3 separate regions of the Homo sapiens genome follow, and regions 1 and 2 are each linked to region 3. A link is an interaction called in ENCODE POLR2A ChIA-PET data of the cell type or tissue named here. Cell type or tissue: OCI-LY7. All regions are shown on one strand. Each heading gives the region's core, and the rest is flanking DNA. Links, peaks and the distances in the headings are about the cores only.

Region 1 (10,527 bases), core at 2,471-6,470, 230 kb after region 3:
ACTGATTCCTGGAGAGCAGCTTCTGTATGAGAAAAATCTAGCTAATTATTTATTTCAGTGTCTCTGGAATGCAAGCTCTGTCCTGAGCCACTTAGAAAACAATTTGGGATGACAAGCATGTGTCTCACAATGCTGCTCTGGTTGCCAGTGCTGTGCTGCCAGTTGTCATCTTTGAACAAACTGATGCAGTGCTGGTTTAACTCTTCCTCTTTTTGGAGTAAGAAACTTTGGAGGCCTGTGTCCTTCTAGAAGTTTGCTGAGCAAATGGTAAGGAAAAGAAATAGGTCCTAAGGCTTGACTATTTCAGAGAATTTCTTGATTTATTGGACTGTCAATGAATGAATTGGAATACATAGTGGTAGGCTGTCTTTTCTTCTCAGACACTGCAATTTCCTCCAATCTCTTGACTTTTCTAGAAGTTTTAATCCAAGTCCTTGTTGGGTGGTAGATAAAAGGGTATTGTTCTACTAGAGACTGACCTTGGCATGGAGATCTCATTTGGACTCACAGATTTCTAGTCTAGCGCTTGGTTTTGTATCCATACCTCGCTACTGCATTCTTAGTTCCTTCTGCTCCTTGTTCCTCATGCCCAGTGTCCCACCCTACCCTTGCCCCTACTCCTCTAGAGGCCACAGTGATTCACTGAGCCATTTCATAAGCACAGCTAGGAGAGTTCATGGCTACCAAGTGCCAGCAGGGCCGAATTTTCACCTGTGTGTCCTCCCTTCCATTTTTCATCTTCTGCCCCCTCCCCAGCTTTAACTTTAATATAACTACTTGGGACTATTCCAGCATTAAATAAGGGTAACTGCTGGATGGGTGGCTGGGATACACAGAATGTAGTATCCCTTGTTCACGAGAAGACCTTCTTGCCCTAGCATGGCAAACAGTCCTCCAAGGAGGCACCTGTGACACCCAACGGAGTAGGGGGGCGGTGTGTTCAGGTGCAGGTGGAACAAGGCCAGAAGTGTGCATATGTGCTGACCATGGGAGCTTGTTTGTCGGTTTCACAGTTGATGCCCTGAGCCTGCCATAGCAGACTTGTTTCTCCATGGGATGCTGTTTTCTTTCCAGAGACACAGCGCTAGGGTTGTCCTCATTACCTGAGAGCCAGGTGTCGGTAGCATTTTCTTGGTGTTTACTCACACTCATCTAAGGCACGTTGTGGTTTTCCAGATTAGGAAACTGCTTTATTGATGGTGCTTTTTTTTTTTTTTTTTGAGACAGAGTCTCGCTCTGTCGCCATGCTGGAGTGTAGTGGCACAATCTTGGCTCACTGCACCTCCGCCTGCCAGGTTCAGCGATTCTCCTGCCTCAGCCTCCCAAGTAGCTGGGACTACAGGTGCCTGCCACCATGCCCAGCTAATTTTTGTATTTTTAGTAGAGACGGGGTTTCACCGTATTGGCTAGGATGGTCTCGATTTCTTGACCTCGTGATCCGCCTGCCTCGGCCTCCCAAAGTGCTGGGATTATAGGCTTGAGCCACCACGCCTGGCCGATGGTGCTTTTTATCATTTGAAGGACTCAGTTGTATAACCCACTGAAAATTAGTATGTAAGGAAGTTCAGGGAATAGTATAAGTCACTCCAGGCTTGAGGCAAAATTTACAAATGCTGCTGACTTTGTATGTAAGGGGAGGCATTTTCTTAGAAAAGAGAGGTAGGTCTCTGGGATTCCAGTATGCCATTTCCATCCTCAGTGTTTTTGGCCACCTGAGAGAGGTCTATTTTCAGAAATGCATTCTTCATTCCCAGATGATAACATCTATAGAACTAAAATGATTAGGACCATAACACGTAGCTCCTAGCCTGCTGTCGGAACACCTCCCGAGTCCCTCTTTGTGGGTGAACCCAGAGGCTGGGAGCTGGTGACTCATGATCCATTGAGAAGCAGTCATGATGCAGAGCTGTGTGTTGGAGGTCTCAGCTGAGAGGGCTGGATTAGCAGTCCTCATTGGTGTATGGCTTTGCAGCAATAACTGATGGCTGTTTCCCCTCCTGCTTTATCTTTCAGTTAATGACCAGCCACGGCGTCCCTGCTGTGAGCTCTGGCCGCTGCCTTCCAGGGCTCCCGAGCCACACGCTGGGGGTGCTGGCTGAGGGAACATGGCTTGTTGGCCTCAGCTGAGGTTGCTGCTGTGGAAGAACCTCACTTTCAGAAGAAGACAAACAGTAAGCTTGGGTTTTTCAGCAGCGGGGGGTTCTCTCATTTTTTCTTTGTGGTTTTGAGTTGGGGATTGGAGGAGGGAGGGAGGGAAGGAAGCTGTGTTGGTTTTCACACAGGGATTGATGGAATCTGGCTCTTATGGACACAGGACTGTGTGGTCCGGATATGGCATGTGGCTTATCATAGAGGGCAGATTTGCAGCCAGGTAGAAATAGTAGCTTTGGTTTGTGCTACTGCCCAGGCATGAGTTCTGATCCCTAGGACCTGGCTCCGAATCGCCCCTGAGCACCCCACTTTTTCCTTTTGCTGCAGCCCTGGGAGCCACCTGGCTCTCCAAAAGCCCCTAATGGGCCCCTGTATTTCTGGAAGCTGTGGGTGAAGTGAGTTAGTGGCCCCACTCTTAGAGATCAATACTGGGTATCTTGGTGTCAATCTGGATTCTTTCCTTCAGGCCTGGAGGAATATAATAACTGAGACTTGTTTTATTTCTGCAGAGGGTTCTAAGCCATTCACTTCCCAGATGGGCCAATAATGCTTTGAGTAATCTGGAGATCATCTTTAATGCGCAGGTGAATGGAACTCTTCCACAGAGGGATGTGAGGGCTGTAGAGCAGAGTGAACTCCCTGAAACTCAGACGTCAGCTCTTTGTCTCTCTATCTCTGAACACCCTTCCTTAGAGATCCCATCTCTAGGATGCATTTCTCTGTAGTTAGTTTCTAAGTCTCTTGTTCCTGTTCTGCCTTTATTTTTTTTTCCTGGATTCTAAGCCAGTATCCCCACTTGGCTGTCTTAATGTAGCTTAACATGTCTGTAATCAAAATGATCATCTTTCTGAGATTCAAAGGGCTATAAGGGACTTTGGAGAGAATTTCATTCAGTTTTCCTCAAACTAGAATAATGCTTGCACTGTCTGTAAAAGAACAAAAGTGTCAAAGCATCCTTTTGTTCACTAAATTTCCTTTTTTATTATAGTGTTACTTAAATATTAGGAAGTAAAAGTAGGTATAAACTTCTTATAGGCTGTTATTATACAACTATATGACCCATACATATTTACAAATTAAGTGCAGCCAAAATTGCAAAATCAATACCATTCAAATTAATACCTTAAATGTGGTGAGGCAGCTGTTGTTCAACTGAAACCAAATTATAAGTTGCATGGCAGTAAATGCTATCATGCTGATCATTTTGAGTTTGGCCAGTCTATATTATCATGTGCTAATGATTGAATTCTCCACCCATTTTTCTACTTGTATGACCTTAATTTGATGGCACCTGTTCCATCCTCATGAGTTTGCTACAATTATACTGGTGCCAACACAATCATAAACACAAATATAAACTTGGGCTTTGAAATCTTGTGCCAGAACTTGGCTTTAAAGTAAGCATTTAAAAAATCCATATGTGTTTATTAGACTTTGTTTAGATGACTGTTGAAATGAAAACAAAGTGTTTAAAATCCTCTTAGAGAACTTAAATATAATCCCTCAGCAATATGTATACAGATCTTCCTTTGAGAAAAACTGATTGTGTTCAGCCTCTCATGTTACAAATGGGGAACCTGAATTCTGAGGTCTCTAGTGAGAGAACAGGGACTGGAATCTGTGGATCCTATCTGTTTTAATAATAATTGTAAAGTATAATAGATAATATTATATTAATAAAATAAAAGCAAACACTTAGAATGAGCTTCCATGTGTGAGGCACTAACTGATTAGGCATTATTAACTAGATTTATTCCTTTTAAGGCCCCGCGATGTACTGTTATTTCCACATGTTGTAGCTGGGGAACGTGCTACTCAGAGAGGTTAAGTAACTTGTCTGAGGTCCACACCACTAACAAGGAGCACAGGTAGGGTTCAAATCCAGATAATCTGACTTTGGAGCTGGCACTCTAACTCAATGTGCCTAATCGCTTTTCAGTGGTGTCATTATTTTGCCTATTCTCCATCTGAGAATATTGAAGTTTCTGACTCCTTCCTTGCCTTTCTCCCTGCCTCCCGTGGTTATCCCCAGGTCTTGGTGTTCCAGTCCTCTATGTCCGTCCTTACTCTTATTCCTTTGCTACAGTGTGATCCAGGGCTCCTGCCCCTTCTTATCCTGGTAGAGGGGGCCCACTTGCTGGGAAATTGTCTCCGCCATGGTTTATCCATGTTGTGTGTCCATTAGTGAGTAGTGGGAAGAATCATATCATGTTGGCAATGAAAGGGGGGCTATGGCTCTGGGGTAGTCTAGTCTGAACCTCTTATTTTACGGATGAGAAAGCTGAGGTACAAAGCAGGGAAGGGATTTCTTGAGGTCACCCAGCCAGCAACTGAGCTGCAACCAGAAGCTGAGATCCCCAGGACTAGGGCCGAGCCTCATTCTGTCCCATCACAGTGACTTTTCTTCCCTCCTCCAAACTATTTTTATTTTTTATTTTTTTGCAGCTGCTTAGCAGCTTGAAGTTAGAAGAAAGGGCAGGGAAAAGGTTTTCCGTGCTTAGCCAGGGAAGGAATCCTGCAACAGGATGTGGGGTTGGGTCATTCAAATTGGGCCAGACTCCACTGGTCTTGTTGCTTCTTGCTTGGTATTGCAGATGGGTTTAAAAGTGTTAGGATTAGAGAGATAGGCAGGTTTAGCCAAAGGCAGTTTGTAGCCTTGTGGCAGAGTTCTTTTTAAAGAAGGAAGTGGGATGCAACACCCTGACACAAAGGGGCTTAAGTTGTTATACCACTGCCTGCTAACCTGTTTTCCTTAACTCTCTTCCTGATTTCTAAAGGAAGTATATTTTGCTGAATCAGAAAGAAAAGTGATTTATTTCAGGTTGCTGATGCTTAGATTGTTAGAGTTGGAAAGATCTGGCTTGCATCTTGTACAGCTGACAGAACTGGGGCTCAGGGGGGCACAGGTGCCCAGAGTTGGTCAGTCAGGAAAGTAGCACCAGAACCAGTCTCCTGGTGGCCCTACAGTTGCAGACCCTTTTTTGCTTTGCTCTCTGTGTATACTAAAGCTTCTATGTCTCTGAATCTCAAGTTCTGACTGGTAGCTACTTTCCAATCCACCTGGCTTAGATTTCTAGATTATATTGTTTAGACGTCAGAACCTCTTAAGGGTTTTGGGGCCACTTGTTAGCTCACATAGTGAGAACCAGCCCTGCCCATTAGGTAGGGGAAGAAGTTAGCAGTCCATGATAGCTGTTGCCTGCAGCGTATGGATGTTCATTGCACAGTTCCTGTCTCCTGAGATCCTGGAGTGTATACGCTTGGCCTCAGAGCCCAGCACAGAGCCTGGCCCTTGGGACATGCTTAGTAAGTATTTACTGAATGAGTGGGAAATGTCTTAAGGCCCATTAGTTTGCAGGTCTTGAGGAGGCTCCCTTGCACTAGGAAGAATAGAAAGCATACATAAAGCCTGTGTGCTGCCGCCAGGAAGACTAGAAACGCTATGTTCAGCCTGGAGCTGAATGGTATACCCCAGAGCAACCCTGTTGAAAGGCAGTGCTTGCCTTTTCATTCTGTGTCCTGGTTTGCTGGTAACTCCTGGGTCCCCTGCCTCTCCTGTACCCCCATTGTGCAGACTGAGGGGGGACCATCAGCCAGGGTTAGTTTTCCGCTGTTTCTGTTAGGCAAAGAATAAATTGAATTGAGTTGTGAAAGTTGGGTGCAAAGCTCAGTTTGGGTCCAAAGTAACAGTTAACTTGTGTGGGTGGCAGGTATTCAGTACAAACAGGGCTGGGGACAGGAAGGGGAAGAGAACTTCAGAGCTTTCACGATCCTCATCTGGTTTTAGGCTGATCCAGAGGCCAAGGTCCCCATGGAACAAACTGGACAAAGTGAGGGTGGCCACATGGCCTCTTTTCTTTTGCCTTTATTATTAATTTTCTCAAATAGATCTGACTAGTCATGTGGCTGGGAAAATAGTTAATTGTGATTTTTTTTTTTTTAAACTGAGTCTCACTCTATTGCCCAGGCTGGAGTGCAGTGGTATGATCTCAGCTCGCCGCAACCTCTGCCTCCCGGGATCAAGCAATTGTCATGCCTCAGCCTCCCGGGTAGCTGGGATTATGGGCACACAGCACCACGCCTGGCTAATTTTTGTATTTTTAGTAGAGACATGGTTTTAGCATGTTGGCCAGGCTGGTCTTGAACTCCTGACCTCAAGTGATCCACCCACCTCAGCCTTCCAATCTGCTGGGATTACAGGCATGAGCCACTGCACCCAGCCAGAGTACCACTATTTGGGCATTCTTTAATGAAAAAGAATGAACTATCCAAAAATTAAAACTCCTCATTTATGAGCTTTTAGAGAATTTTACAGAGTAGATGGAAACTCTCTGCATCCTTTCCCCACTTCTAGTTTCACCTGACACATTTCTTCCCTGTCCTTACTCCTGGGCCGGCAGCAGTGGTCATGATTCCAATCCCAGCTTGGCCACCATCTGCCTCAGTGGCCTAGGAAAACTCCTTTCTCCAGAGCTTTAGTTTTCTCTTCTACGGAATGAAGAAAGTTAAAACAAATAGACATTTATTGTTTCATTTGGATAAATATCTATTAAGCATCTATTACTTGTGGTATGGTTAGCTGGGTATATAGTGGTGAAGCAGCTGGGCATGAGTACTGCTTTCGTAGAGCTTACAGTTCAGTGAGGCCAGCAGATGTGAAACATATCATCACACAAATAAAAATATAACTATCAACTGTGATGAGGATTATGAAGGAAAAAATCCGGCAAACTATGGTACTGGTGTTAGATACTAGCAGGTGTGGGTAGGGATTTCATTTAGATTGACAGGTTGTCACATTAAAGCTGAGAGCCCTGAAGTTCAAGCAATGGTTAGCCAGGCAAAGATCAGAGGCTTAGAGATAGGGAAATCCATTCCAGGCAGAGAGACTGGGGGTGCCTGTCCCCTAGGTCAGGGAACAGAAGAAAGCCAGTGGCACTGGTGGAGTGAATAAGACTGGCGGGGGATGAGTTGGTAGTAGACATGACCAGATCATTTAGGGCCAATTCTCCTGGGGAAGGAGAATTTAATTTAATATTTATTTATTTATTTATTTATTTATTTATTTATTTATTTATTTATTTTTCAAGACGGAGTCTAGTTCTGTCGCCCAGGCTGGAGTGCAGTGGAGCAATCTCGGCTCACTGCAACTTTTGCCTCCTGGTTTCAAGCGATTCTCCTGCCTCAGCCTCCTAGTAGCTGGGATTACAGACGCCCACCACCATGCCCAGCTAATTTTTGTATTTTTATAGAGATGCGGTTTCACCATATTGGCCAGGCTGGTCTGAAACTCCTGACCTTGTGATCCTCCTACCTCGGCTTCCCAAAGTGCTGGGATTACAGGCGTGACCCACAGTGCCCCCTGAGAATTTAATTTTATTTTATGTGCAAGAGGATTCCCTGAGGTAGTCAGGCCACATTGTCTGGTGACTCTTGGGATAGAGGGAACTTGAATGACAAAGGCCCAAGAAAGCAATTGTAATCATTACATATACATGGACCATTTTATGCTGTTTTCTTCTTTCATTTAACATTATTTAGTGTGCGTGTTCACATATTTCTAAATCATCTTCTGATTTAGAATAATGATTTCTGATGTGTAGGCTGTGTTTTATAGTTTTGAAAGTAATACTTTGATATCCATTACTTTCTTGATTCTCACAGCAATTCTGAGGTGTATGCGTTGCAATTTCTGTTTCACAGATGAAGAGAGTATTGTTAATAAGTTAATGGCCGGGCATGGTGGCTCACACCTATAATTCCAGCACTTTGGGAGACCAAGGTGGGCGGATCACTTGAGGCCAGGAATTTGAGACCAGCCTGGTCAATGTGGTGACACCCATCTCTACTAAAAATACAAAAATTAGCCAGGCGTGGTAGCACTTGCCTGTAATCCCAGCTATTTGGGAGGGTGAGGCAGGAGAATTTGCTTGAACCTGGCAGGTGGAAGTTGCAGTGAGCCAAGATTGCACCACTGTACTCCTGCCTGGGTGACAGAGCGAGACTCTGTCTCAAAAAATAAAAAGTTGCTAAGAGGAGGGCTGGGATCTTTTGGCTCCAAATCTACTGTGGGATGATGCCTTTGACATTCCTGATAGCTGTGCAGTAATCCATTAACACAGTTTTTATAAGTTCAAACCCTGTTGCCAACATTTAGATTGTTCCATGTGTGCTGTTACAAATAAATTACTATAAAGATTCTATACATTTAATCTTTTATTATTTTTGTATTATTTCTGTAGGCCAAAATCTGAGGAACAGGATTACTAGGTTGAAGGGAAATGGCCCTTGAAGTGTCTGATCAGATGTCTTTCCAGAGGATCCAACCAATTTAAATAGCCACCATCAATGCATGAGACTTTGTAGTTCAGGGAAGGCAGGCCTGGTTTTAAAAATCATTTCCCCTCTCTAGCATTTTTCTGATGTGATCCTTAAGATTTCACTTTAGTTTTCCCAGGTCTCATTGGCATGTATGCTGTTAGGGATGGGTCTAAAATTAATTTTTCTTCACATTCATATCATGTCATCCCAGTGATTATTTAATAAATAATCACTTGATTAAATAGTGATTCCTTTTCTAGTTATTTTTGGGACATTTATTAAAACCTGGATATGGTGGCTCATGCCTGTATTCCCAGCACTTTGGGAGGCTGAGGTGGGGGGATTGCTTGAGACTAGGAGTTCAACACCAGCCTGGGCAGCATAGCAAGACTCCATCTCTATAAAAATAAGGAAATTAGTCAGGCATGGTGGTACTTGCCTGGAGTCCCAGCTACTTGGAAGGCTGAGGTAGGAGAATTGCTTGAGTCCAGGTGGTCAAGGCTGCAGTGAGCTATGACCATACTACTGTACTCCAGCCTGGGCAACAGAGTGAAACTCTGTCTGAAAAAAAAAAAAAAAAAAAAAAAAAAAAAAAAAAAAAGATGTGTAGGGAGCAATTTTGGAGTTATTCATTTGGTCATTTGATATGTAGTTTTAGTTTTGGTGCTGATAGAGCCCAGAATGTACCCTGAATTTGATGAACATTCTGATATATGGGGGAGCTCATTGTCCCCCACTTACCTTTTTGCCTCTCAGAATATCTTTTGATATTTTTATCTGTTTTTTCCCCATTGAATGTTATTACCTTATCAAGCTCAAAAAAGTACCCTATCGCTATTTTAAGTTCAGTTGTGTTAAATCTATAAATTAGCTTGGGAAATTTGGATATTAAATGAACTCATGAAGAAGCAGAGTTTAGCTCTCCTTAATTCTCATCTTCCTTTATTTATCCTACTACAGTTCTGTGGTTTTCTTTTATGTAAGAAGCACATGTTTGGCTAAGTTAATGCCTAGGTTTTTTTGTTTATGTGTCCATTCTCACTGTGGATAGTATTCTCTTTTCCCCACATTATATTAATTTAACTGGTTTTCAGAGACTAATAGCAATGCTATTATTTAGGAGAATTTACCTTGGTTCTGATTAACTTACCCATACTTGCAAATCATTTGCAGCTTTTTAGTTAACTTTGTGAGTTCTCTTAGATTTACGACCATGCCAGAAACAGAAAGGATATTTTCATCTCTTCCTTTCTGATGTTTATTCTTCTTGTTTCCTTTTTTTATCCCCCATTATATTCTCAAGAATCTCTCAATACTAAGAAATAGCGACTTCATTTTTCAGCGCGGAGTGCATTATTTTGGCTACCATGATTCAGAAGCCTCTTGCCTAAGGCCCAATTTTATTCTGCTAGTTTTCTCTGTTCTTTGTACATGGCCCTTGCGCTGCCCTAACCTTGAATTAACGTGGCTAAATCTCAAGAATTTAAGAGCACCGTGACTGTGTCCTCAGGCTAGGGAGGGAAATGGGTTCACAGAGTGACTGGATTGTGGTCTATGAACTTCGGCAGCCAGCAGCAAAAGTCAGGCATGAATAATCAAGTGGACAGTGAACATCTGTAGTGTGGGAGATGTTGGCATAACTATGAATGATGATTCAAGAGTGGTTTGATGCATATTGAATAACATGATGATAAGTACTAGACTCTGTGCTAAGCCTTCTATGTGAAATACATTTAATTCTCATAATAACTCTAGAGCAGTGGTTCTCGACCGGGGCCGGTTATCCCCCTACCCCACCCCACCCTCACCCTTCCACCAGGGACATAACATCTGGAGATATTTTTGGTTGTCACAATCCTGGGAATGTATGTGCTGATATTTAGAGGTTGAGGTCAGGGATGCTGCTGAACTTCGTAGAATTCATAGGAGAGTCTCTCACAACACCTATCTGGCCCCAAATGTCAGTAGGGTCACTATCAAGAAAATCTGCTCTAGCAGTGCCTGCTCATATTATCCCCATGTTGAAATAGCAAGATGGGAAGTGCAAAGTGGTGC
Region 2 (10,527 bases), core at 2,408-6,407, 290 kb before region 3:
TCTCATAGTATTTTGTTCTTTTCCTTTACGACATTTCATCACAAATTATGCTCAGGTATTTTTTCCTGTTTGGTTAATACCTGTTTCCCCCTTCAAACTGTATGCACCATGTTTAACAATGTATATGTCAAAGCTTAGTACTGTGTAGTACAATAGTATGTGTGCATTAAGGAATCTATATAATGGAATGCCATTTAGTCACCAAAAATAGTGTGTTCGATGGGTATTACTGACATAGAATGTTGTACATGATATAACTTTAAGTGAAAAAAGTAGGTTTTATGGTAATACAATCATTTTTGTTTTTAAAATATGAATATATACTACATACATATTTACCATATATTCCAAATATATGTGTTTAAAAATCTGTGAGGTGTTACCATGGTTATTTAAGTTAACAAAATGTGAGTGTAGTTAGTTTTCTTTCTTTCTTTCTTTTCTTTTTTTTTTTTTTGAGATGGAGTCTTACTCTGTTGCCCAGGCTGGAGTGTGCAATGGTCTGACCTCGGCTCACTGCAACCTCCACCTCTTGGGTTCAAGCAATTCTCCTGCCTCAGCCTCCCAAGTATCTGAGACTACAGGTGTGCACCATCACGCCTGGCTAATTTTTGTACTTTTGGTAGAGATGGGGTTTCACCTTGTTGGCCAGGCTGGTCTTGAACTCCCGACCTCAAGTGATCCGCCTGCCTTGGCCTCCCAAAGTGCTGGGATTACAGGCGTGAGACACTGTACCCAACCAATTTTCTTATTTTTGCTTATCTTTTAAAATACTAATTATTTATCACCATTGTTGATATAATAGTTGAAGTTGAGATCTAATGGGATCATATCCTATATGGGACTGAGAAAGTTAGTTAGTATGACTAGTTAGCAGTAAACATTGCATTCAGGATGACTACTAACATTAGTGAGGTCTGAGGCAAGAGGACAAATGGAAGACTCTGCTCCCATTCTCTTCCCACTCCTCGCCCCAGCCCACACTAGGAGGGGCTGCTCACGCTTACCTGTGGACACCTGAGCCCACAAGGGCAAGCTCCAGCCACATCTCCTGCTACAATCACAGCCAGTATCCATCCTTAGGAAGAAGTATCTGGAGAAGAAACTCATACAGGCCTTGTCTTGGGAGGGAGTTCTAGGGTACTAGGATTCTGGAGAGTGGTATTAGGCTTAGGGTGGGCCTGTCCCCTTAATCCCATGGTGGACTCCTTGCCCCATGGAAGAGGACCAGAGAGAGGAGGGCAAGAGCAGGGAGCCTGGTGTTCAGGATCTAAAGATTGTACTGATTGCATCTAATCAAAATTAACTCTGAAAAATCTCTTAAATCATCCATAAAGTACAATACTGTACATATGTGTTTTATGTATGCAGCCCTATATTATTATTTTTAATTTTTCCTTGTCCATATTTCCCTATGGCTCTCAATTAATTTAATTTCATCTTCCATGATGTTGGAATCAACACCCACTTACCTGGTTACTTGAACAATGTTTCCTTCTATATCCATGGTGAGTAAACCCTTAAAAGCATTCAGATTTTCTTGATAGATTGGCTTTTAGGCTTGATGACATCTATTGCTCTCATAAGTTAATACATCTATAAGATGACTCCTTGTATATTTTGGAAAATGGCAAGACTCAAAATGACAAGTTGAAAGAAAGGGAAATTTAATGATTCTAGGTTACCAGCTTGAACAACTGGTTTAACAGTGTTACTATTTACTGAGATATGAAAGGTTAGAGGAAGAAGCGGTTTAGATGTATTATAATTCATTCACCTGATTCTCTATTGTTGGGTATTCAGGTTGGCTGCAATATTTTATAACAAGGAACAATAGTCTGATTTGCAGCAAAATCTTTTCACATGTCCTTAATTTCTAAACACAGAATTGCTGGATAAAAATGTGCACATTCTTGAGATTTTATTTTATTTTATTTTATGAGACCGAGCCTCGCTCTGTTGCCCAGGCTGGAGTGCAATGGGGCAATCTCGGCTCACTGCAACCTTCATCTCCTGGGTTTAAGTGATTCTCCCTGCCTCAGCCTCCTGGACCAGCTGGGATTACAGACATGTGCCACCATACCCGCCTAATTTTTGTATTTTTAGTAGAGACAGGGTTTCACCATGTTGGTCAGGCTGATCTCGAACTCCTGACCTCAGGTGATCCGCCCACCCGACCTCAGGTGATCCGCCCACCCTGGCCTCCCAAAGTGTTGAGATTACAGGCGTGAGCCACCACGCCTGGCCCATTCTTGAGATTTTTAATACACGTTTCCAAATGACTTTCAAAAGAGCTGTTTCCTCACACTGTTAACATAAGAGTAGATTTCAAACACTCAAATTCTGTCTCCCTCCCTCTTTCCTTCCGTCCCAGTTTTCCTTTGTTCATTCAATAAGTACCTACTATGTCCCACACAGGGCCTGACATAAATCTAACTTTGCTCCTTGCTAGGGGTTAGGAGATGATCGGGGAGAAGGAAGTGTAATGGAGAACTCTAGAGTTTTTAACATGAGTGACTTGGATATTCTACCCACAAACTTGTTTGATTCTGGACACCAGACAAGATAAGCTAAAATTCCCTCTTTATTTAAATTGGTGGTGCCACTGAGAGTTTGTAAGAAAAAATGTTCAACTTCACGCAAACCAGAAGTAGGACACTGAAAATAGGCTTTGCCCCCAGGGAATTATAATTTAGTGGGTACCATTTTACAATGCAAATTTGGCCCTCTAATTAGCCAAATGGCCACAGCAATTCTCCAGCATATGAGGTAGGTCTGTCCTATCCAGGGATCTGTCTCATGGCCGCTGATAAAGGATGGGGCTGGGCACAGTGGCTCACACCTGTAATCCCAGCACTTTGGGAGGCTGAAGGGACAGATCACCAGTTTAAGAGATCAAGACCATCCTGGCCAACATGGTGAAACCCCGTCTCTACTAAAAATACAAAAATTAGCTAGGTGTGGTGGCACGCGCCTGTAGTTCCAGCTACTCAGGAGGCTGAGGCAGGAGAATTGCTTGAACCCGGGATGCAGAGGTTGCAGTGAGCCGAGATGGTGCCACTTCACTCCAGCCTGGCTACAGAGTAAGACTCTGTCTCAAAAAAAAAAAAAAAAAAAAAAAAAAGGATGGAGCAGGAGGCCCAAGGTCAGGGCAGGAGTCCTGCATCATGAGATCATGAGGGCCCCTTTCTGTGCAGTACAGAGGGACCAGCTTCCACCCTGCTGATTTAAGGGGAAATTTCTAACTACTTGGCTTGAGTACCTAAGTTGCTAGATGTAACTCTGACCTTGAGGATAAAAAGGAAGTTGGTGGACTTCCTTATTGTCATCACTCAGGTAGGAGAGTCCAACCTAACGCTGTCACCTCTCTCAACTGGCACTCAGTGAAACACTTGAGTATGCTCAGTACTGTAGTCACTTCTACCAGAGGTCCGAACTTACTGGAAAAGTTAGGCCTGTGCAAGACTGAAAAATACTGACAATGCACCAGTGTGCTGAAGGAATTCAAAGCAGATTCCTGGCTGGGCGCGGTGGCTCACGCCTGTAATCCCAGCACTTTGGGAGGCCGAGGCGGGTGGATCAAGAGGTCAGGAGATTGAGACTATCCTGGCTAACACGGTGAAACCCCGCCTCTACTAAAAATACAAAAAATTAGCCGGGCGCCGTGGTAGGCACCTGTAGTCCCAGCTACTCGGGAGGCTGAGGCAGGAGAATGGCGTGAACCCAGGAAGCGGAGCTTGCAGTGAGCCGAGATCGCGCCACTGCACTCTGCCTACCTGGGCGACAGATGGAAACTCTGTCTCAAAAAAAAAAAAAAAAAAAAGAGATTTCTGAAGTCTTGTGAACCTAATGCAAGATTGGATTATGAGTGTCGCTGCTCTATTCTCTGAATGTGGGTTACTATATAAACTCCTGTAATCCAGAACTCTTTTAATGACGGTGGCTCTAATGCTTAGTTGAATAACTTGCCAGAGGCTCTCTGACCTCTAGTAATATAACTTAAGTTTCTGAGTCATTGTGATCTCAACTTTAAAATGGGAACCACTCTCTGTCTCATGATTCTTACAAGGATTTAAAGATAATGCCTAGAAAGCCCTTAGCACAGTGGCTTTTGCTTACTAGGCAAAAGGAGAAAAAGTGTTCAGTAAATGATAGCTGTTCCAGGAGCAATGTATGCCATTCCAGCACATCTAATTCATAAAATATTAATGCATTCCATTTATCACATCATATATTTGAAAACCAGAGGAACCACTTCCAGGTATTGTTTTATAAGGAAAATAAATAATTTTAAGGTGAAATAGTTTTTAAAACGCTTAACACCTGCCTTTTAAAAATATATGATACGGTTAAACCTATGGAACTCTGGATATTTGTTACTTTATTCAACATTTTCTGAATTGTTTTTATTTATCAAAATTATGCTATATATCTGTGTCTTTCTGAATGGACTCTTGCAGTGCTTAACTCAGTAGGACATCAAAGCAACACAACAGCACGTCTATCTAGACCATCCTTTTTTTTTTTTTTTTTTTTTTTTTTTTGAGATGGAGTTTCACTCTTGTTGCCCAGGCTGGAGTGCAATGGTGCGATCTCAGCTCACTGCAACCTCCGCCTCCCGGGTTCAAGTGATTCTCCTGCCTTAGCCTCCCGAGTAGCTGTGATTACAGGCATGTGTCACCACGCCCGGCTAATTTTGTATTTTTAGTAGAGAGGGGGTTTCTGCCTGTTGGTCAGGCTGGTCTTGAACTCCCAACCTCAGGTGATCTGCCCATTTCAGCCTCCGAAAGTGCTGAGATTACAGGCGTGAGCCACCATACCCGGCCTAGAACATCCATTTTGGATAAGCTTGGCACTGACTCATAATCAGCTCAACTTTCTGGCACATTTTTAATTTGAAAGAAAAGAAAGAGATATATTAAAAAGGGATGCATGATTCTCAGTGAAAGAAAAGAGTCTTTGTAACTCTCCCTTTTACCTCACCATGCACATGTCTCCGGGACAAAGGAAAGAGTGTTTGTAACTTTAATTTCCCATGCCCAAGAGAACGCCGACATTTTGTAAATAAAAAAAGTCACCAATTTTCCTGACTTTTATTTAATCAAGTGTTTTCACTGCCTTGGTCTTTCTAGAACTCTAACAAGAAGTAAAATAGGACATTTGGCCTCTTTCCTCTGTTCCTGCCAAAACCTTGGGGTGATGCAAGGCAATAGGGCGCATTCTGCTAGGGTCAGGGTCGGGGATCCTGGATGGGGAGGGCTTGGAGACCATGCATTTGTTCTGAATAATGGCAGACAAAAGAGAACTCTAATCAAATGCTTCCTCTAATCAAATGCTCGAAGAACTGCTGAACGGCATAGGCACTTGCTGTTCCAGAAGACAGGGCAAGGAGCACTGCATGGGAGGTAGGAAGCAACAGATTTTGCTCTCAACTCTCAGAGCAGGCAGCATGGAAACATATTGCCTTCTTTTTTTTTTTTTTTTTTTTTTTGAGACAGAGTTTCACTATTATGGCCCAGGCTGGAGTGCAATGGTGCAACCTCGGCTCACTGCTACCTCTGACTCCCGGGTTCAAGTGATTCTCCTGTCTCAGCCTCCAGAGTAGCTGGATTACAGGCACATGCCACCATGCCCGGCTAATTTTTGTATTTTTAGTAGAGATGAGGTTTCATCATATTGGTCAGGCTGGTCTCGAACTCCTGACCTCAGGTGATCCACCCACCTCGGCCTCCCAAAGTGGTATTATTACAGGCGTGGGCCACCGCGCCCAGCTAGAAATACATGGCCTTCTAAGAGAACTTCTGAACTAGGTAGAAGGTAGAAATTACTAAATTAATTTGTATTAATAATTAACAGTTGGCTATACCTGTAAGTTGGGAGTTCCAAAGCAAATAAGAGGCTTCTCGGAATATAGATGTTCAAACCTTCTAATTCTCAGATTGCAACATATGGTCTTTCCAAAGACTGGTTTTCCTTTTCCTGTCTTGTGTATGTCTTGAAAGATACTCTCTTTATAAAACTACAATGAAGGCACAATCTCCTTTCTTATCCTGTGAGCTTATTAAACACAGATAAAATTTACTTTGAACATACTTTAAAATCCTTCAAGTACAAATACAGCAGGGTAATATTTCAGGATCATCATTATCTCCCCATATCAGGCACCAGCTTTGTCTTGCAGCCACATTTGAGCAGGCATTTATATTAGTGCTGTTCTGTGCTACAGCTTTGCAAACTCGCATTTTTTTCTATAACCATATGTCTCTATGCTAACTCTAGCGTTCTTCAGCTTGTAAATCTTTTTCTTTTGTGTCTTTTCAAACTTTTGTCACTTGGCTCTATTTTGATTGTCAAGTTCACTGCCAAATTTTGTTCAGTTACAATCTGCCAACATCTTGGCATTTCCAGGATGTTACATTAAGAGTAGATGAGTGCAAACAGAGCAAACTACATGCAATGAAGACTGTCCCCAAAAATGTTGTCCCTCTAAGTCAAAGATTAACTTTTACCTAAATTTTTGAGAGTAAGGTCCTTTAGGCTGTTGACTTGGCCAATGAGCAAGAATCCACAGTCTGTTAGACAATATCTGCTAATAAGAAAGTCACATTTCAGCACGAGTGGCTAAGAGATTCTCTCCTGATTTGGGGGCAGGCCAGTCAGGCACAAGCTGCTTATCTGTGCAACTGGGGCAGCTTAACCCATAGGCCAGGAAGGCCTGGCTTTGGGAATCATTTCAGGGTTGTGGCCCACATCTAGTGGTGAGCAAATATTGACAGAACTGGGGTCCTCTTGGAACAACAGGGGAGTGGGAAGGGTGGGGGCTAGTTAATGACTGTCAGACTCCATACCCAAAACAGCTCAAAATCTTTACAAAGACATCAAGACAGAAAATCTGTAAGCTAAGAAGTGTGATTTTATTTAATTAACCTGTTCCAGAGGTAAGCCCCATAGGACAACACTGAACAGCATGATCTAATGGCCAATTACTACTGTTGCAGTGTGAACTGAAGGCTGTGAGCTTCCTGGTCTTTTAAAAATTATTTACTTCTAATTATCTTTTTCTTTCTTTCTTTTTTTTTTTTTTTTTTTTTGAGACGGAGTTTTGCTCTTGTTGCCCAGGCTGGAGTGCAATGGCGCAATCTCGGCTCGCTGCAACCTCCGCTTCCCAGGTTCAAGAGATTCTCCTGCCTCAGCCTCCAGAGTAGCTGGGATTACAGGCATGCACCACTACACCCGACTAATTTTTTGTATTTTTAGTAGAGATGGAGTTTCACCATGGCCAGGCTGGTCTTGAACTCCTGACCTCAGGTGATCCGCCCGCCTCGGCCTCCCAGAGTACTGGGATTACAGGCGTGAGCCACCGCACCCAGCCTATTATCATTATTTTTAGAGACAGAGTCTCATTCTGTTGGCTAGACTGGACTGTAGTGGTACAATCATAGTTCACTGTAGCCTCAAACTCCTGGGCTCAAGCAAAACTCCTGCCTCAGTCCTCTGAGTAGCTGGGACTATAGGCACATGCCACCATACCTGGCTAATTAAATTGTTTTTTTTTTTTTTTTTTTTGTAGGGATGAGATCTTGCTATGTTGCCCAGGCTGGTCTCAAACTCCTGACTACAAATGATCCTCCAGCTTCAGCCTCCTGAGTAGCTGGGATTACAGGTATAAGCCACCATGCCTGGCTGCTTCCTGGCCTTCTGATGGCTCACTGATATCAAGGGCAAGATAGAAAAAGAATGGAAAGGACTAGCATTTATTAAGAATCTGCTGTGTGTTGGGCACTGGTTTCAGGATATAATCACACTTTTCACTCAGTCTTCAAGAGAAGGCATTATTAGCTCCTTTTGCCAGGTAAAGAAAGAGAAGTTAAGGAACTTGGCAAGGTGATGGGGTGGGCAAGATCCAAACTCAAGTCCATCAGATTCCAAATTCCATGCTTTTCCACCAGACCATGATAAGTGCATAAAGACATGCATGGTATGGCTGAAGACCAAGCAGGAGGGAGGAGGGTGAAACAAGGTTTCTTTATCCTTCTTCCATGAGGGAAGGTCCTGATCATGTGTACGACCACAAAGTGAGCATCTTACCCTGTTGTGAAAGGCAACATGGTAATGTATCCATTATCACTTATTATTTTAAAAGCATGTGAAATTATGCAGAAAACAATGAATTGGTTTATTTCATGCCTCAGGTTCTAGGAACCAGTGCTCAGTGTTTGGCCCCAGTAAGGACACCGATGGGATTTTCTGGGGTCTGTGTGAGGGGAATGCTGTGTGTGAGTCCCTGTTAGGACAAGGAGAGGAGGCAGTGCAGCAGCTCACACATAAAAGGCACAGAAATTCAGCTCTGTTAAATATCTACATTAAAACTAAAACCAAAACCAAAACCTTTTACAGCACACAGGTCAAATGTAATTACCAGAATGCTAAGTTACTTTCCAAAGGGACTGGGACTTTTTGTGTTTAATCTGCATGAAATTCTCAATTAATAGATATAATCTTAGGCCTTTTGACTCAGTTTTGACCACTGTCAGATAAATAGGAGGTTCTATACTTTGTGCATGGATAGTCAAGTGGGACAAACAACCTGATAAAAAGCAAATCTTAAATTTAAACTATTCTGTGGTTATTCACCACCTACAGGATAAAATCTAACCTTCTTGGCAGGTGGGTGAGACGTGGCCTGACTCCTTGGCCTCATCTCTTATCATTTCCAGCCTCACACTTTATAAGAACATATTATTTGGAGGTTACTGCTTTCCAAGTGCATATGCCGCAAATGCTATTTCACACCTTTATGCCTTAGCACACACCAGTCTCTTTTCTGGGAACTTCAGATCTGGCGATGTCTGTGGAGGATTTGGAAGATCACACTTTTCCCCTAGGCCTCAATTTATTCCTTGACCCACCCCAATGGAATGAATTGTTGCCCCCACCCCCAACTACTGTGACACATTATACACACTTCTATTGCTACACTGACCACACCTATCCCCTCTCCATCCCTCAACTGTGAGCCTCCCTGAGAGGAATACTGGCATATAGTAGGTGCTCAGGAAAGTAGAAGAACCAATTTTTCTCTAAGATATCATGGTACTTTTTTTTTTTTTTATCTTGCCTGGAGTCTTTGATGTCAGATAAGAATTAGCTTCTTCTTATTTCCATAAAACAATAACAGAGAACAAATTCCCTAGTCAAAAAGTTCAGTAGGCTGGGTGCGGTGGCTCATGCCTGTAATCCCGGCACTTTGGGAGGCCAAGATGGGTGGATCTTTTGAGGTCAGGAGTTCTAGACCAGCCTGGCCAACATGGTGAAACCTCTACTAAAAATATAAAAACTAGCTGGGCATGGTGGTGGGCACCTATAGTCTCAGCTACTTGGGAGGCTGACGTAGGAGAATCGCTGGAACCCGGGAGGTGGAGGTTGCAGCGAGCCGACATCACGCCACTGCACTTCAACCTGGGCGACAGAGCAAGATACTATCTCAAAAAAAAAAAAAAAAAAAAAAATTCAGTCAATCCTTTCAGAGAATATCCAAAAGTTGATCTTTTTTCAAATGAACGTAAAACGGGAACATTCATTCTAAGAAACATGTAAGATAATCGAAGGACAATATTCTTCAAGTATATATTGTTTCTACCTGAAAGCTAGTGAAAAGAGGATACACATATAAAAGTTAGTGTCCCATATCTGGGGCTTTTGGTATGTTAATTACCGCTGTTAGAATGCAAACACTAAATGCCTTTAGTATTGGAGGCCCCATTAGAGAAAACACCTGTGTAGTTTCAGGGGTTGTTAATTGTCACTCTCAACCAGCAGGTGTCGCTAGAGACAAGCACATGTACTATGGCTGCCCTCTCAAGGACGACCACCCCAAAATCCTGCTCCAGCTGGAACTCCTGCCTCCCTCTAAGGTTCCGTCCCTCCGTGGAAACTTCAGCTGGAACAGCATGCGTGTCCATAGTTAGCAAAGTTTATTATACAGCAGAATCCTCTGGACTGGGTTGGGGTTTGTTAAAATGCAGATTTCTGTCTGCTGGCTGCAGAGATTCTGATTCAGCAGGTAGAAGTGAGACCCTGAGTAATTTCTGTTTTAAACGCTGCCTTTTTTACCTTCCTTGCACCCCCTATTGTGATGCCTTTTGAGAAACACTGATTTCTCAAAACTGTGGGCTTTGAGAAATCTTTGAACTGTGGGCTGTTCAAAATCACCTACTCAGAAACAATCAGGCTGCCAAAGGATTCATTTGTTGATTCACTCAATAAACCTCTATTGTGCCCTTAATAACTTCCCAGTTACCCTTGGCTACCTTCACAAAGTTGTGCAGCTCATCCTCCTATCTCAGGCTTGGGATCAACCATAGAACCCAGTAAAGTCTTGACCTTTCCTTTCTTATGTTTGATGGGTGAGTATCCCACCAAAGAACCTGGCTTCCACTCTGAGAGGAAAAAAAAATCTCCTTTTCTCATCAAGAGCATTCATATATTTACAGAAACTCTGCCAATAAACAGATCCCTAATGGTTAG
Region 3 (10,527 bases), core at 2,139-6,138:
CTTTCTTTTTGTCACCTATTCTGAAGGGAATTTCATCCAAGTGATGCTGATCAGGCCATGCTCCACATCCCTCCCTGGCACCTGGCTTCGAGCTTATAGGTGCAGCTCCCTTGGGATTGGAGCTGCTTTCTCCACGGAGCCCCCATGGGTGCTGTGTGGGTCTTAATCCAGACTCTACTAAGCATAGCCTGTTTACTCATGGCTGCCGCCCCTCGAGGCTGAGTCTGTCTCATCTCTGTCCCTGCAGCATCCAGGACAGAGCCTGGCACAGAGCAGGCTCAGTCCTGTTTGTCACAGGATTGGGGAAATATGCATGGTGGCCTGACTGTGGTTGGTACCCTGCTTTTCTCTGGTCATCCTCTGGGTTCAAGTGCAGTTTATCAGACCTGCTCCTTAGAGTCTCATGTTTTGAAATTGCTTCTTTTGAGAAAGCACAGAGTCCCTTCTCTACTCCGGAACAAATCACAGACACAGGGCCCAGCAAAAGACTTAACTAGAAATAAAAAGACCTGCTTTCCTACCTTCCCTCACCAGTCTGTCTGTAGTGTATTGCAGTGGAGTGTAGTGGTTAAGAATATGGATCCTGAAATCATACTACCTGGTCTCAAATCCTGGCTCTACTACTTAGTAGCTGTGTCACTGGTGGCAAAAGACTTTGTTACCTGTGCCTCAGTTTCCTCATCTGTCAAACAGGAATAATAACAGGACCAACTTCATAGGGCTATTAGGAGAATTAGATGTGTTAATATGAGTAATGTGCTTGTAACAGCACGTGGTACGCAGCAGGCATTCTAGAAGTGTTTGCTGTTGCTATTGTTCTCTACCTTCATTACTGACTCCAGTAAGGGTCCTCTGACTTTGTTCCCTCCTGTGTTCCTGGACTAACCCCTGACCTTCCCTCTCCTGGAACTCAACTTTTAGACCTCAGTCTCATGCTGTGGTCCACACAGTCAAATACTTGCAAACACATATTTCTAGTTGGTTACTCAGTTATAACCCAGGAGATGTCCAGCCTCATTCTTTTTTTGCCCATGCTAAAGTGCAGTGGTATGATCTCAGCTCACTGCAACCTCCACCTCCCAGGTTCAAGCAATTCTCCTGCCTGAGACTCCTGAGTAGCTGGGATTACAGGCACCTGCCACCACGCCCGGCTAATTTTTGTATTTTTAGTAGAGATGGAGTTTTGCCATGTTGGCCAGGCTGGTCTTGAACTCCTGACCTTAAGTGGTCTGCCCGCCTCGGCCTCCCAAAGTGCTGGGGTTACAGGTGTGAGCCACCGCACCCGGCTGCCTCATTCTTTGTGTTAGTGTCACCTGACCTACTCCTGGTCCTTTCCTCAGGTAAGTCCTGGCCCGAACATTGCTTTTTTTTTTATTTTTTTTGAGATAGAGTTTTGCTCTTGTCACCCAGGCTGGAGTGCAATCTTGGCTCACTGCAACCTCTGCCTCCCAGGTTCAAGTGATTCTCCTGCCTCAGCCTCCTGAGTAGCTGGATTACAGGTGCCTGCCACCATGCCTGGCTAATTTTTTTGTATTTTTAGTGGAGACAGGGTTTCACCGTGTTGGCCAGGCTGGTCTCAAACTCCTGACCTCAGGTGATTCACCCGCCTCGGCTTCCCAAAGTGCTGGGATTACAGGCATGAGCCACCGTGCCTGGCCAAACGTTGTTCTTTTAATGGCCAATTAGGGTGGCTGTAAAGGAGTAAGGTTTGTCTAGTTTGCTACACCAAGAGTTGGCAAACTTTTTTTGTAAAGGCCTAGATAGGAAATATTTTAAGCTTTGTAGACCACCCATGGTCTCTCTCACTCCTCTTTCTCCTCCTCCTCCTCATCTTCCTCCTCCTTCCTTTTGTTCTTCCTCACAACCCTTTAACAATGTAAAAACCATCCTTAACTTGAGGACTGTTTACTGAAAGAGGTCCTGAGCTACATTTGGCCCTTAGGCCATGATTTGTAGACTTCTGTGCTAGGCAACACATTCCATGAGGGCAGGAACAAGTCTGTCTTCTCTATGGTCTAGCTACTAACCTGCAACATGGCAGATCCTCTATTTGTACCTGTCAAACGAATGAATAAATGGATTCAAATGAGTCTCTGGCTTCCAAACTTAAGAGAAAGAATCCCCATGTAAATTCTATAGTGAACAGAAGAACCCCTGGGAAGGGATCTATTAAGTTTGGCTCTTTGCTCTGTCTGCAGTTACCCAAGGGCATAGGTGTCTTTCCATGGGGTACACCTTAGCCTAAGTACCTACCTGCAATTCTAGTGCCTTCTTTTTTCAGCCAAGAACAGAGTTCTTCCCGCAGCCTCAGTTCTATAGTAAACTATGCCAGCAGTGTGCTGGTAAGTATTTAACAACCAGCTGCCCAACAAGCAAGCGAACAATCCCTGACTTATATAGCATTTGCCAATTTCCATGGTGTAAATACTTCTGCCATGGCCAATTTCAAGCTACAGATGTGAAGACACTAAACATGAATCTGGGAGGAGATAATGCACAATCAGCTCTCTCCAGCTGTAGCTTACCACTAACCATACTCTCTTCCCTGCCCACTCCTGCAGCCCTATGGACTACACACCTCCTGGGAGAAAACTTGACAGAAACCTTAGTTTCCACTGTTGCTGCCCCAGGATTAGGCTCTTCTCTGTGTTTTGGTGGATGGGTAGCATTATCTTACTCTCTCAGACTTCCTGGATTTCAGCTTTGCCTGCTTTGATCCCCAATCCCTGACTGTTCGTTTGACCCCCTGACTCCCTGGGATTCTTGCAGAGTGCAGGAGGCCATACAGTTCCTGATCAACCCTGGCTTCCTGGCTCTCACATGTCTGACATGCTTCTGAGCACAGAGAAGAATAAACACTCCACCGCCTGCAGGGTCTTCTGTTTTTCAGGCTGGGGCTTGTGTGGTCCCTCCCTTCCAGTTCTTGCAGCACACCTCTCTTGACTGCCCCGTTCCCTTCTATCCTCAGTTCCCAGCTCAGTTTTCCTTCCCTATCCTTTATTCCTAATTAGCACCATCTGTCTGCTAACCCCGTACATGCTCTTCACCTTTATTGTTTCACACAAAAATTAATTACTGAGTACTTTTTGTGTGCCAGACTCTGTCTAGGCCCTGGGATACATCAGTGAACAAAACAGATAGGGATTCCCTGCCCTTGGGGGAACTTTATATTAAAGTGCAAAGGGCTGGGCATGGTGGTTCACATCTATAATCCCAGCACCTTGGGAGGCTGAGGCCGGCAGATCACTTGAGGTCAGGAGTTCGAGACTAGCCTGGCCAACATGGTGAAACCCCGTTCTTACTAAAAATCCAAATATTAGCTGGGCCTGGTAGTGCAGGCCTGTAATCCCAGCTACTCGGGAGGCTGAGGAACCCAGGCAGCAGAGGTTGCAGAGAGCCAAGATCACACCACTGCACTCCAGCCTGGGCGACAGAGCGAGACTCTGTCTCAAGAAAAAAAAAAAAAAGTGCAAGTAAGCACATGCTAAGCAATAGGCATAATAATAAAATAAATAATACATTATAAAAGAAGATTATACGCATGATGAAAAAGCGAGCAGGGAAAGATGGGTTAGCCATGCTGATAAGAGGCAAGTAGTTAGAAAAGCATTTTGAGAAAGTGACATTTGAGCAAAGTATTAAAAAAGGTTCCGTGTGTCCAGTAGCCTGATTCACAGCACTTAATTCAACATCAACGTCAGGTCATACAGGTATGCAGCTTGACTTCAGCCTGAGAACTTCCAAGACTTCAAGTTTCTCACAGAGACACTATTTCCGGTAAGAGAGAGGCAGGAAGTGTTGTGGTTATTGTTTGAGCTTTGTTGTAGAAAACATGAGTTGGAATCCTGGCTCTGAGGCCAATTAGGGCAGCTGTAGAGGCCTGAGGTTTACCTAATCTGCTAGATACTGGGTTTCCTGAAGGTGGTGGCTAAGTCTGTCTTGTCTACCAATATAGCCTAGTGCCTGTGCCTAGCGGAGTAGTGTCTGACACATAGGGGGAACTCTGTTAACACTTGCTAAATGAAAGAGTTCAAAGTTATGGCTTTGGTTTGTTTATTAACCCCATTGTCCGGGGAACATTGGTTAACCTTTCTGAGCCCACCATTCCTTATGTGCAAAATGAGTATGTTAATCATGATGGTACCAGTTCCCACCTCACAGAGTTGCTGTGTGGATTAAATTGTAATAATTCATAATGCATGTAGAGTACTTGGCACAGCGCCTAGAAGACAGTGAGTGCTCACTCAGTGTTAGAAATGGTCACTTGTTAGAGTCAGCGTACTGAATTAAATGTTCTCCATTTTGCCAGGTGCAGTGGCTCACGCCTGTAATCTCCAATACTTTGGGAGGCCGAGGTGGGTGGATCACGAGGTTATGAGATCGAGACCATCCTGGCCAACATGGTGAAACCCCGTCTCTACTAAAAATACAAAAATTAGCTGGGCATGGTGGCACATGCCTGTATTCCCAGCTACTTGGGAGGCTGAGGCAGGAGAATTGCATGAACTCGGGAAGCGGAGCTTGCAGTGAGCCGAGATTGCGCCACTGCATTCCAGCCTGGTGACAGAGTGAGACTCCATCTCAAAAAAAAAAAAAAGTTCTCCAACTTGAGATAATAATATGAAAAGATTCCTTGCTTCCTTAATCACTTAGTCTCATGGACTAAGCCCTCACAGTGCCTATTATAACCACTAAGGGAGTGAGAGGTGTGTGTGTGCATGTGCAGGGGAAGTAGATGCTGGATAGAGTGGGGCCTGAGAGCCTGCGGACAGAGGAGAGAGCCCAGACATCAGGACTGAGGTCTCTGGAGCACCATAGCCAGAGCAGAGGCGGTTGTCTAAACAGCCAGGATTGGGACGAGGATTTACAGTGTCCATATAACAGCATAGGGCAAAGGAATTAATAAAATATTAGCTGAGAACCGGCTGGGCGCGGTGGCTCACGCCTGTAATCCCAGCACTTTGGGAGGCCGAGGCAGGCGGATCACGAGGTCAGGAGATCGAGAGCGTCCTGGCTAACACGGTGAAACCCCGTCTCTACTAAAAATACAAAAAATTAGCGGGCGTGGTGGCGGGCGCCTGTAGTCCCAGCTACTCGGGAGGCTGAGGCAGGAGAATGGCGTGAACCCAGGAGGCGGGAGCTTGCAGTGAGCCGAGATCGTGCCAGCGCACTCCAGCCTGGGTGACAGAGCGAGACTCCGTCTCAAAAAAAAAAAAAGAAAAAAAAAACAAAACATAGCTGAGGACAAAGAGAATAGCTGTTATGAGCAGATGGGGATTGCAGGTGGGGCTTGAGGACAAGGCCTAGACCCTCAGTCCTGTGTCAGGGTCTTTCTTCATCTTAAAGTGACCATGTTTTCCCAATGATTCAAAAGCTAGTGCCTGGCATTTCTCAGCTAAGCCCTTTTTTCTCTGGCTGCTGAGCAGGATGTTTCTCTTCTCTCTTGAATGTTGAGCCAAGCTGAGCTATCTTCCTGAATTCACAGGTCTCCTTAGAAATCAGCTTTTGTCTGAGTCTGTCAGTGTAGCCTGGGCTCAGCCTGGACAGCCTTGCAGCCTGAATTCCCTGGATTTCCCAGCAGTTCTCAGCATCTACTGAACTGACTTTCTTGCCTCTTTGATTCTATCTCATCTGGTCTCCTGGGTTTGTTTTTTTACGAGGTACTCAGTCTGGAAAAAGAACCCCTACTCTCTCTGTGGGCATGGTAAGAGGTATTGCTTATGAAATCATTGGGCATATAATTGTCACTTTAGTCATTCACAATGAAAGATACACAGAAGGCAGCATCCTGACCAAAGAGGCCCAGGAGGTAGAAGGCTTCTCTTCCAACCAGACTCCTGGCTGGAAGCAAGATGTTGTATAGAAGTTAGTTGCCATCCAGAAAGTTAGCAGCATTTATTTGGGACCCGCTGCACGTCTATCCCTGTAATGAGGGAGACAGTATTTCAATGCAGAAAAGATAATGTTCCTCATCAGAATCTCTGATTATTTCATGACGACTGAGTCCTAGAAGTGGCTTTATTTTTCCAAGAAGTAAGAACACTTAAGGCTTTTTGATACATGTTGCCATATTGCCTTCCAAAACGGCTGTACCAATTCACATGCCAACTCGTTGCATTTGATTGTACCCACTTTATCATACCTTTGCCAATACTGGGTATTATTACAAGTTTTGCAATCTATATAATGGGGAGGCAAATGGTATTGCTTTGATTAAATTATCATTTTTAAATTAATGAGGAGGTTGAACATTTAAAAAAAATTGTTTGCTATGAGGATGATACTTGGTGTCCACTCCAGGGTGGGTCTGGAGGAATGTTGACTAGATTTTTTTTTTTTTTTTTTTTTTTTTTGAGATGGAGTCTCGCTCTGTAGCCCAGGCTGGAGTGCAGTGTGCGTTCTTGGCTCACTGCAACCTCTACCTCCCAGGTCTTGGTTCAATCTATTCCCTTGCCTCAACCTCTGGAGTAGCTAGGATTACAGGCATGCACCACCATGCCCAGCTAATTTTTGTATTTTTAGTAGAGACAGAGTTTCACCATGTTGGCCAGGCTGGTCTTGAACTCCTGACCTTGTGATCCACCCACCTCAGCCTCCCAAAGTGCTGGGATTACAGGTGTGAGCCACCGCGCCGGGCCTGACTAGATTTTTTTATGGCTGAGTTTTATATGTTATTTATTTTTAATTTTTTCTTTCTTTCTTTCTTTCTTTGAGATGGAGTTTCGCTCTTTCACCCAGGCTGGAGTGAAGTGGCGTGATCTCAGCTCACTGCAACCTCTGCCCCTTGGGTCCAAACGATTCTCCTGCCTCAGCCTCCCAAGAGGTGGGATTATGGGCCCCTGCCACCACGCCTGGCTAATTTTTGCATTTTTAGTAGAGATGGGGTTTCTCCATGTTGTCCAGGCTGGTCTTAAATTCTTGACCTCAGGTGATCCACCCGCCTTGGCCTCCCAAAGTGCTAGGATTACAGGCATGAGCCACCGCGCCTGTCCTATTTTTAAATTTCAACACAGTAAAATTTACTCTTTTATTGTATAATTTTGTGATTTTGACACATACATAGAGTTGTGTAACTACTTACACAACCAGAATATAAATGGTGATCTCATTCCCTGAAATTCCCTTATGTAACCTCTTTGTAGTCAAACCTTCTGTCAATCCTTAACCCCTGGCAACTACTGATCTATTCTATACCTCTATATTTTTGTGTTCTCTAGAATGTCTTTTTTTTTTTGAGATGGAGTCTCGCTCTGTCACCCAGGCTAGAGTGCAGTGGTGTGATCTCGGCTTACTGCAACCTCTGCCTCTCAGGTTCAAGCAATTCTCCTGCCTCAGCCTCCCAAGTAGCTGGGACTACAGGCATGTGCCACCATATCCAGCTAATTTTTGTATTTTTAGTAGAGACAGGATTTCACCATGTTGGGCAGGCTGGTCTCACACTCCTGATCTTAAGTGATCCACCTGTGTCAGCCTCCCAAAGTGCTGGGATTACAGGCGTGAGCCACCGTGTCTGGCCCAGTGTCTTTAATAGAGCAAAAAATGTTAAGTCTAACTTATTCACAGTGTGCTTTTGTTGTCCTACTAAAAACTCCTTGCCTAATCCAAGATTATTAAAATTTTCTCCTATATTTTCCTCTAAAAGTTTTCTAATTCTACCTTTTACATTTAGATCTGTAATGCATTTTTAAAAATTTTGTATAAGGTGTGAGTTGTAGGTCGAGATTCATGTTTTTGCATATTTATGTCCAATTGTTCCAGCACCATTTGTCAAAAAGTCTATCACTTTTTTATTTAGTTGCCTTTGCACCTTTGTCAAAAATCAATTGACCATTATGTGTATAGGTCTCTTTTTTGCTCTATTAAAGACACTGGGCCGGGCACGGTGGCCTCTCTATCTATCTTATACTCAATATCACATGACCTTTTTTTTTTTTTTTGAGTTGGAGTCTTGCTCTGTTGCCCAGGCTGGAGTGCAGTGGCGTTATCTTGGCTCACTGAAACCTCTGCCTCCCGAGTTCAAGCAATTCTCCTGCCTCAGCCTCCTGAGTAGCTGGGACTACAGGTGCATGCCACTACACCGGCTAATTTTTTGTATTTTTAGTAGAGACGGGGTTTTACCATGTTGGCCAGGCTAGTCTTGAACTCCTGATCTCAAGTGATCCGCCTGCCTCGGCCTCCCAAAGTGCTGGGATTACAGGCATGAGCCACTGTGCCCAGCCACATGGTCCTGATTATAGAAAGTACTTATATTTTTGCTTCTTCCAGAATGACATATAAATGGAATCATATAGTGTATAAATGTTGGCCGGGCTCGATGGATCATGCCTGTAATCCCAGCACTCTGGGAAGCCAAGGCGGGTGGATCACCTGAGGTTAGGAGTTTGAGACCAGCCTGGCCAACATGGTGAAACCCCTCTCTACTAAAAAACAAAAAATTAGCTGGAGGCTGGGTCCAGTGGCTCACGCCTGTAATCCCAGCACTTTGGAAGGCCGAGGTGGGCAGATCAGGGGGTCAGGAGTTTGAGACTAGCTGGCCAACATGGTGAAACCCGGTCTCTACTAAAAATACAATTTTTTTTTTTTGGAGACGGAGTCTCAGTCTGTTGCCAGGTTGGAGTGCAGTGGTGTGATCTCAGCTCACTGCAACCTCCAACTCCCTGGTTCAAGCGATTCTCCTGCCTCAGCCTTCTGAGTAGCTGGGATTACAGGCACGTGCCACCACACCCAGCTAATTTTTGGTGGCAGGCACCTGTAATCCCAGCTACTCAGGAGGCTGAGGCATAAGAATCACTTAAACCTGGGTGGCAGAGGTTGCCGTGAGCCGAGATTGCAGCACTGTACTCCAGCCTGGGCAACAGAGTGAGACTCCATCTGAAAAAAAAAAATTAGCCAGGCGTGGTGGTGGATGCCTGTAATTCCAGCTGCTTGGGAAGCTGAGGCAGGAGAATCTCTTGAACCCAGGAGGCAGAGGTTGCAGTGAGCCGAGATCATGCCATTGCACTCCAGCCTGGGCAACAAGAGTGAAACTCTGTCTCAAAAATAATAATAATAATAATTAATAATAATTGAGTCTTCTAGCTTATTTCACTTAGAATAATGAATGACTTTGTGATTCATTCAAGTTGTGTACTTAGTCTTTCAATTATTCGTATTGCTCAGTAGTGTCTATTTGTTTAACCACTTACTTGCTGTTCTTATTTTTCAAAGTTGGTTTGGCTATTCTAGTTCCTTTGCCTTTTTAAGAATCAGCTCGTAAGTATCTATAACAATTTGCCCCCTTGATGAGGGTACTGTCTGGATTTCCATAAATCTACAGATCAATTTGGGTAGACCTGTTGTGTTAACAACATCCAGTCTTCCAATCTATGAACATGGAGTATCCATTTATTTACCTCTTAAAATTTCTTTCGTTAGTGTTTTGTAGATTAGCTTATGCCTAAGTAGTTCATGTTTTGGAACTGTTAGTGGTACTGGTTTTAAAATTTCAGTTTCAAAGCATTCATTGCTAGTATAAATAAATCCAGCTGATTCTTTGTCTATTGACCTAATTCCGATTTTGCTCTCTTGGAAGCCACCTGCCATGTAAAGATGGCCAGGCTATCCTGGTGGAAAGACCATGTAGAAAAAGGCCCTGGAGGATAAAAGACCATGTGGCAGACAACCGAAGTGTCCCAGATGGTAGCTGACAGAGCAGGAGCACTGTCATCTCTGACAAACACTGCCACTTTAAGTTCCAGCTCCCTTTCTAGCCTTATGCATTTCAAGGAAATCACTTCTCTTCTAACAACAAGCAGCGAAAAAGAGCAGACAGTAAAACACAGATAAGACCAGCTAGGGCACAGAGGGAGGTTAGGGGGAAGTCTCTTGGGTAAGTGCCAAGCTAAGCTTCACCCTCATACAATGGGTCCCAGTAAAACAGTGGGCCTTAATAAGCACATTCCTTTCCCTTCAGGTGCACTAAGATAGGGAAGCTAAAAGCAGACTCAGGGGTATGCCTGCAGGTGCAGGAAGATGTATGGGAACATACACAAAACTCTCCCTCCCAGATAAGCACAACAAAGAGACACAGAAGCAGTCCAAGCCTCTGATAAACTCTCCTGCCCTGAATCCTTAAATACTCAGTCTGTAAGACTGTGTCTCTGACCTAACTTGGCCAGAAGCTCCTCTCAGGTTTGTTTTCTCTAAAATAAACCTGTCCTTAACTGTCAAACCACCTTTCGTGTTTCTTTCGTCTTTCTTTAATTCTTACAGTAGCCAGCACCAACTGCCAGACATGAGAGTGAAGCCATTTTTGATGTTCAAATCCCACTGAGTTCCTAGCTAAATGTAGTCACGTGCGTGAACCCAGCTGGCATTACTGAAGAACTGTCCATCTGAGCCCAGCCAACCCACAAAATTGTGACAAATAACACATCTTGGTTGTTTTATTTTTATTTATTTATTTTTCGGAGACAGAGTCTTTCTCTGTTGCCCAGGTTGGAGTGCAGTGGCACAATCTTAGTTCACTGTAACCTCCGCCTCCTGGGT

What was found. Peaks named below come from ENCODE experiments on the same cell type or tissue, not always from the same donor. Only the 100,000 strongest peaks of a DNase experiment are listed, where the experiment ranks them.
Region 1: POLR2A ChIA-PET joins it to region 3 with 6 read pairs; 2 of 35 experiments call an interaction of 5 or more read pairs at or near these places.
Region 2: POLR2A ChIA-PET joins it to region 3 with 6 read pairs; 5 of 35 experiments call an interaction of 5 or more read pairs at or near these places.

Annotation. Positions count from the first base shown.
Region 1 is chr9:104,895,258-104,905,784 of GRCh38, reverse strand. It overlaps ABCA1 (ATP binding cassette subfamily A member 1), which reads left to right. Exons shown (of 50, transcript NM_005502.4): 2 at 2,014-2,171. The coding sequence starts at 2,106. Among named protein-coding and RNA genes, the nearest start is that of ABCA1, 28 kb to the left of the region's middle. RefSeq lists an enhancer at 1,700-2,612. In OCI-LY7, for the core only: no CTCF peak of the experiment used is centred there; no DNase peak of the experiment used is centred there.
Region 2 is chr9:105,414,879-105,425,405 of GRCh38, reverse strand. It overlaps a transcript of SLC44A1 not described here. Among named protein-coding and RNA genes, the nearest start is that of FSD1L, 28 kb to the left of the region's middle. In OCI-LY7, for the core only: no CTCF peak of the experiment used is centred there; no DNase peak of the experiment used is centred there.
Region 3 is chr9:105,121,374-105,131,900 of GRCh38, reverse strand. The region is part of intron 2 of LOC105376197 (a long non-coding RNA gene); the gene reads right to left. Among named protein-coding and RNA genes, the nearest start is that of SLC44A1, 120 kb to the left of the region's middle. In OCI-LY7, for the core only: no CTCF peak of the experiment used is centred there; a DNase peak (open chromatin) is centred at 3,810.